2 separate regions of the Homo sapiens genome follow, and region 1 is linked to region 2. The links are chromatin contacts, found by Hi-C or POLR2A ChIA-PET in ENCODE. All regions are on one chromosome and are shown on one strand. The core of a region is the stretch at or near the end of the contact, and the rest is flanking DNA. Distances in the headings are between cores, read along the strand shown.

Region 1 (3,360 bases), core at 261-2,760, 630 kb after region 2:
TGGTTGCTTGAGAAAGTGTGCTCATCTGAATCTGTTTCACTCAAAATCCTGTGATTCCAAGTAAGTTTTATTTGTTTAGTTACATAATAAGCAACCTTTGCTGAATCCTGTACCATCCTGACCTGTCCTGTCTTTTCTGGCAGAACAAGCTCTGTTAGGATCACTCACATGTTCTCCTTTTATTTTTTAAAAAAGGTATATTTTTAAAAGGAAGAAGGAGATACATCCTGAGAGTTTTGGTAATTGTTTCTTTGCAACATTTGCTGCCTAGAGAAAGTCAGATATGAACAGTAAGACACTCACAGGTCAGGATTAAATGAGATGGGGAAGATTGGAGCTGATCTCCCTGGAGATGAAATGGAAGCTGCAAGGACTCAGATATGATTCGGTGCCACTGCCCCAGATGAGACTGAGGCACAATCCCTGGCCCCACGCTGGTGGTTTCCTCTCCCTGGGGCACCATCAGCTCCTACTGTAGCCATCAAGTCTATGTGGTTTCCCCAAGGGAGCCACCTGAAATCACCTTGTTCTTTGCTATCATGACCGAGGCAGAGAGGGGAAAGAGACCAAGCTGAGCACTCAATCTGGACTCCAGCCCTCCTTCCCTGGGTCTTCTCACTTTTCTTCTATTCTGTCTCTTTTTCCATCTTTCACAACCCTTTCTCTTTCCCTATTTCTGGCCTCTCCCTCTTTTCTCTTTTAGAAACATTTACTGAATTACAAGTGCTTTTGATCCATGTGGAGTTATGTCCATACGGTGAGTGTGAGTATTTGGTGTGTGCTGTGCTGTGGGTGCTACGTGAGTGGATGCCATCTAATGTGTCTGTGTCTGTTTGTGCTGGGTGGATCCATGTGGCACACGGTATGTATATCTTTACAGTATGCCTGTGGGAAGGTGGCTATGTTTACGCATCTGTGTGCCTGTGCTGTTTATCTATGATACGCCTCTTGAGGCATCTGTCATGTGTTGAGTACAAGCTGTGTGTTGTCTGTGCGTGGCATGCTATCCCCATGGTGTGTAACTTTGTATGTGTTGTGGATCTACTGTATGTGTCTGTGTGCTTCCCGTGTGTGTGTGACCGTGTCTCTTTGTTATCTGCCTTTCGTTGGCTGCACATAGCTTGAATGTCCCTGTTGGGTGATGTGCTCACATGCATGTTTATATGTGTTGGTATCTGTGTGTTGCCTTTGTTTTTGTTTAGCTGGCTGAGGTGACTGCATTGTGTATACCTGTATGGGATGGATTGCATTCATTTGTGAGTCTGCACCCTATATGATTTCTCTAAATCCCCTGGCTGCATGCTGTGTCTGTGTGGGGTATGTTGCATTTGTTGTTTGTAGGTACAACTGCATATTCTGTGTGTTCCCCTGTGTCTCTGCCTCTGTGAAATGTGTCTGTGTGTTTTCCCTGCCAGCTCCTCCTCCCCTTCGGGTGCCCCAGCCTCTCTCCCTGCCTTCTCCTCCCCAGGCTGTGACCACTCTCAGCTGACACCTCCGCTGCTCTGGCAACCCAAGAACAGCCTGGAGAAAGGTCAGCTGGCCGCCTTCCCCAGGGCCTGCCTGGATCCTTGGACCCCAGTGTTGCGTGGTGTGGGAGCGCCCTCTGTTGGCTGTATGGGCCATGAACACCACTGGAAACAGACTTCCTCTTTCCCTTGCTGCTCACCCCTGAGACTTCCAGCCTTCTTAATAAGGGACTTTAGGAGAGGAATGGGTAGGGTCGCCTATAATTTGCCGTTGAAAGCGAGATGTTTTGGAGAATGAAAGAGGGTGTGAATAAGTGCACTGAGATACTGAGTATTCGGCAGATGCGTCTTAAGCAGATGGTGAGGAAGGCTTCCCTGACCGCCTACTTGGGTCTCAGCCCCATGGGCATAAGCCAACAAAATGTGTGCTAGCCCTCACTGGTGAAAGGGTCAGCTATTCCCAATTTATGTTTGAGGAAGTCAGAATCTCAAATCTATGCTTACCCAATGACTTCACGCTTTCCCTTGGGAATAATTTCCCAAGACCCCAATTTCCCCTTTGCAGCAGGGACCCAAGGTGGAGACCCAAGGGTTCCAGTTCCAGAAAGAGGGAGGACTGAAATGTTTCTAGGGGATTTAACAGAAAGAGGTCAAAGGCACTCTTGTGAGAAGAAAGGGAATAGTTATAGAGGTACCCAGGACTTGTAATGCCCCAGGTGCGTGACTCTGACAGCCTCAAGAGGAAGAGAAAGGTGCTGTGTGCACACATGTGGGTACATGCGTGCACACATGTGGGTACATGCACACACACACACACACACACATATATACACACACACACATCAGGAGGCAGAACATCCAACAGCCTGCATGGCTAATATCGTGGGGTTTGAGAATATACACATTTACTATTTCCTGCGTTATAGAAGAAACACAACCAAAGGCACCATTTTATGCAAAAACATGAGTTTTCATTGCATTCCTTGTGCTGGTGATTAAAGAAGAGGCTCTGATAAGCAATGGCTATTCTTTAACTCAGGATGACAGCTCCAGGTGAACCAAAAGACCACTTGGCCCAATTGGTCGAAAGTGTGTTCTTCAGAACATTACCTCCCATGAGACATTAATAGTTATTTGAAGGTGTGGCCAAATAAATTTGAAAAATACAGGATTAAATAAAGTTAAACAGATTTTTTTTCTCATGGGATATCTCAGAGCCTTTAATATGATAATGTCTTATGAATTTCTAAGAAAGGAGGAGACTGTACTCAGCATTTCACAAAAGATATGAATAATGGATTTTTTTTCCAGAATGTTATGGGACAAAATTCTAAATTTACACATGGGCAAAGCAAGACCCCAAGTAGCATAATTCAGTTATTATTAAATAACTATTTACTACAAGAATCATGTTTTTTGTTTGTTTGCTTTTGCTTTTGTGTGTTTGTTTTAGTTAATCTCTTTGGATCTTGTACTAACCTACACAGGTAGGTACTATGTTATCATGTTAAATGACAGATGAGAAGAGAGACTCAGAGAAGTGAAGTGGTTTGTCCCAAGTTATGGCATTGGTCAGTGACAGCAACACTCAATACCAGGCACCTCTCTATAAACCATATACAACTTCCACTTTGCCAACTCCTGTGAGTATGATTTTATAGAAAGTATAAAATGTGGCAGTTGTCCCCAAAGCCATACGTTGTACTTAGAATTGTTTTTAAAATCATATAAAAAAGAGAAACATGGTATAAAAAATGTGGACAAGAAGTGGCATTGTACATCCAAGGTGAGAGGACTGAGTGAGACCTGGGAGAATCGGGGAAAACTTCCCAGGGGAAGTGAATTTTAGCTATGCTTTGAAGGATAGAGGAAGCTTAGTTAGATCAAAGGTCAG
Region 2 (3,360 bases), core at 488-2,987:
ATTTTCCTGCATTTTGATAACATTACTTCCCATTTCTTGGCCACTTGCTACATTTACAAGGAAATTAAAGTGCTTTAATGAAATCTACAAAGAACTTCAAGATTTGGATTCTGTCATGCTCTCCAGGATCATGTTTTTATACTCTGCCAGCCACCTTGAATTTTCATTTTCATATTTACCTTATCTTTAGTATTTGCTGTCCTGAGAGAAATCTCCATGTGCTTATATTAGATCTCACAAATTTTTGTGTATGCTGCCTTGAGTTGGATTCTGTTACTTGCAACCAAAGAATCCTAAATAACAAAATAAGCTTCACAGCATAACTACAGCATTAGTTATCTTGCTTTACCCATTGTTCTAATTTTTCTTACCAATATATCTACTCTTAGCTGAGCTGATGAGGCTGCTGTCACACCCAGTGTGGTCCAGACTCTTCCAGTCTATCTTCTTGTTATGTTCTTGACAGATCTCATCAGCAAACTCTCTCCTCACAGCTCATATTATGCCAAGAGATCAGCCCTACCCATTAATTTAGTCTCTGAATAGAAAGCTGCTGTCTCTCTCTCATTTTTTTTTTCTCTTCTCAGACAAAATCCCCCTTCTGTCAGGAAGAAAAAAAAAATGGTGTGTTTACTATTTACAACTAGTATATGAACTGTTATTGTCCTAGGAGCAAAACCCAACTGGACAGTTTTCTCTTTTCTGTCTCCAGTATATGTAGATTACATAACCCCTTTGAGAACTGTAAAATGGCACACAATGGTTATTATTTATTCTAACTGCAGGGAGGCAGATTTAGGTTCTGGGATTATCATTTGTTTAAATTCATGTTCATTGATCATGGGGGCAGTTTAAGATACAAATTGGTCCTTGGCTCTGACAAGCATGTGTTGCTAACCTGTTTCCTCTTACTGGCTAGTTCCTGACTTTGAGATAGTGGTTTTACCATTCCATCTCCCTTTCTTTCCTTTTTATTCTTTTTTTAAAATTTATAAAATCTGGTAAAGTCCATCAAAACTTGAGGATTGTTAGGAGAATTAACTATGTGAATGGACACAAAAAGCCTAATATGGGATCTTGTCAGTGAGCCATTCAATAGATGACAGCTTAGTTTATTGTCATCAGCATGGTCATTCACCATGCAACCTCTGCTGTTAACAGATTTCAGACTGTAATCTTTTGTTTCTTCTTTCTAATCCTGCACTTCCTCTGACTGTTCCATTTTGGTTCCGAGCAAGCAGGCCGCTTGTGTCTGAATCTGGCCAATCCTGAAATCTCTGCTTGGCTTTGTCAGACAAGTTCAGGCATGCACAGACATGTCCATGAGTTTCTCAGAAGGTTGACTCTGCCAAAGCCAGAACACCACTCCCCCACTTTCCACTGGGTCCTGTGCTCCAAGCTATTGGACATAAGTTTGTGCTTTCGAAACTTCAGTATTTACACGGAATCTGTGCCTCTGATTTACCCAGTGTCCAGCTGCTGATACTTATCTTGAAATTTCTAAGTGCAGGGCTGCAATCAAAGCATCAGGGCACAGAAATGAACAAATAAAGATGTTTGGGGACTGCCTGCTTTTCTCATGCGATTTGCACATTTTTCTTGGCTTGCGTAATCTGAGGAGGCTGGGACCATAGGCCCCTTCATTCCTTGGCCCAGTGGCAGCACATGGCAATGTTACAAATACGGGAGCTGGACATTCAGGAGGGGCCTCACCCCTGCTAGGAAAGCATCCACCTCTGTGCCTCCCAGACAGCGTTGACGCATTCAGACAAGCTGGACAAAGAACGTACAGTCTACATTCCCTGGCCTTTGAAGGGAAGATGTTGCAATGTACAGGCAGTTGGAGTGTTTTGCCTAATTCATCAAAACATTCACATTTGCTAGTAATACAATGCATCTATGATGAGAAGGACTTAGGGGAAGGCACTGTGGATTAAGGGTAAAATGGCTCATGTCCCCTAATTTCTACCATTCGGCTAAGCTTTGAAGCAGCCTCCCTTCATTCATGAAAGTGTTGCAGGGTTGTTAAAAATGCATGGGCTTTGGAACCAGATGGATCTGTGGTTCAGACTTGCTAGCTGTGGGATCTTGGGCAACATACCCTTTCTAAAGCCTCTGCTCTCATCTGGAAAGTCAGGGCAGTAAAACAAAACTCTTAGAGCTTTTACAAGGATTCTTTGAGATAATGTATAGTGATTAGCAGGGTAACACACACAGTAAGTGCTATAAATGAACTTTTATCATTCACCTACTTTTTAAGTGCCTACCATGTGCCAGGCACCCAGCCAGGCACTTAGCATTTCTTTGCACCTCAATTTGATTGGACATTGCAATGGGAGTTGGAACACAAGGAGAAGCATATTTGAAAGAGGCAATGAAGACTTAACTTTAGACCCAGTATCACCTAAAATGAAACCATATGGCTTTGGGCAAGAGATATTTCTCTAGACCTCAGTTACTTCAGCTGAAAAGCAGAGTAACCATTTCTGTCCTAAGAACTAATGAGGAAGGCATAACAATTATTATTACAATTATAATAGATGGCATTAATATAGAGCTTATTTGCTTCTTAGCACTTTCTAAGCATTTTACATTTACTGATTTATTTACTCTTCACAACTACCCTAGGAGAATTATTACACAGATTCGACTAACAAAGGAATTAAGAGACCAAGAAGTTAAATGGTTTATTCATAGATAGTAATCAGAAATCAGCTAGTCTGGCTCCAGAGTCTTTTCCCTCAATCATCACACTTTGTACTTGGTGGACAATAAAACCTTGCATAAATATGAAGATTTATTACTATGCTGGAAAATTCTACCTAAAAAACTAGTATTTTGATCTAATCATTGTAGGCTCCAATATGGTTATTTTTAAGAGATCTGAATCAATTTCTCTATAATTTATTTTTTCTCAGGATTTTATTATAAAAATTTTCAAATAAACAGTATAGTTTAAGTATTTTTATAGTAAACATACATATACCTACCACTCAGATTCTGTAACTAACCTTTCACTATTAATATAATTGTCTTATCACATACCTCTCTCTAGATCTCCCCCCTCTCTCTCCATCAATCTATCTTATTTGTGACATGTTTAAAACTAAGTTGGAAGGCATCACTACATTTCACCCAATTCTCCAGTATGAATGTCATTAATTAGAATTTAATCTACTTTATGATCCATTTTGTTCTTTTCCAAAATGAATTTTAGGTTTCATATCTGCAATGAAGATTTGTAAATCTCAGAAAATACTAAGAAATTAATATTTCTTAGTAAGAAAATACTCAGAAATTGATAAATTAACAACAAACCATGGGACAGTCTACTTTTAATATTGTAAATTCATTAATATT

What was found. Hi-C counts contacts between places; a loop is a spot of excess contacts on that map. ChIA-PET counts read pairs that join two places held with the same protein, here RNA polymerase II (POLR2A). Pooled maps may share reads with other maps.
Region 1: a loop to region 2 is called in a map of heart left ventricle, with 7 times the contacts of the local background. The contact joins two enhancer-like sites. A Hi-C loop is called at or near these places in 4 of 168 maps with a recorded cell type or tissue (HepG2, cardiac septum and heart left ventricle) and 6 of 50 pooled maps. POLR2A ChIA-PET finds 5 or more read pairs at or near these places in 1 of 52 experiments (HepG2).

Annotation. Positions count from the first base shown.
Region 1 is chr9:116,570,746-116,574,105 of GRCh38, forward strand. All of the region lies in intron 19 of ASTN2 (astrotactin 2), which reads right to left. Among named protein-coding and RNA genes, the nearest start is that of ASTN2-AS1, 68 kb to the left of the region's middle. Within about 2 kb of position 1,511, at least 2 of the 41 ENCODE cell types and tissues checked have a DNase peak (open chromatin) inside an H3K27ac peak, as active enhancers do.
Region 2 is chr9:115,942,999-115,946,358 of GRCh38, forward strand. The region is part of intron 1 of LOC124902258 (a long non-coding RNA gene); the gene reads left to right. Among named protein-coding and RNA genes, the nearest start is that of LINC00474, 19 kb to the left of the region's middle. RefSeq lists an enhancer at 744-1,943. Within about 2 kb of position 1,738, at least 18 of the 41 ENCODE cell types and tissues checked have a DNase peak (open chromatin) inside an H3K27ac peak, as active enhancers do.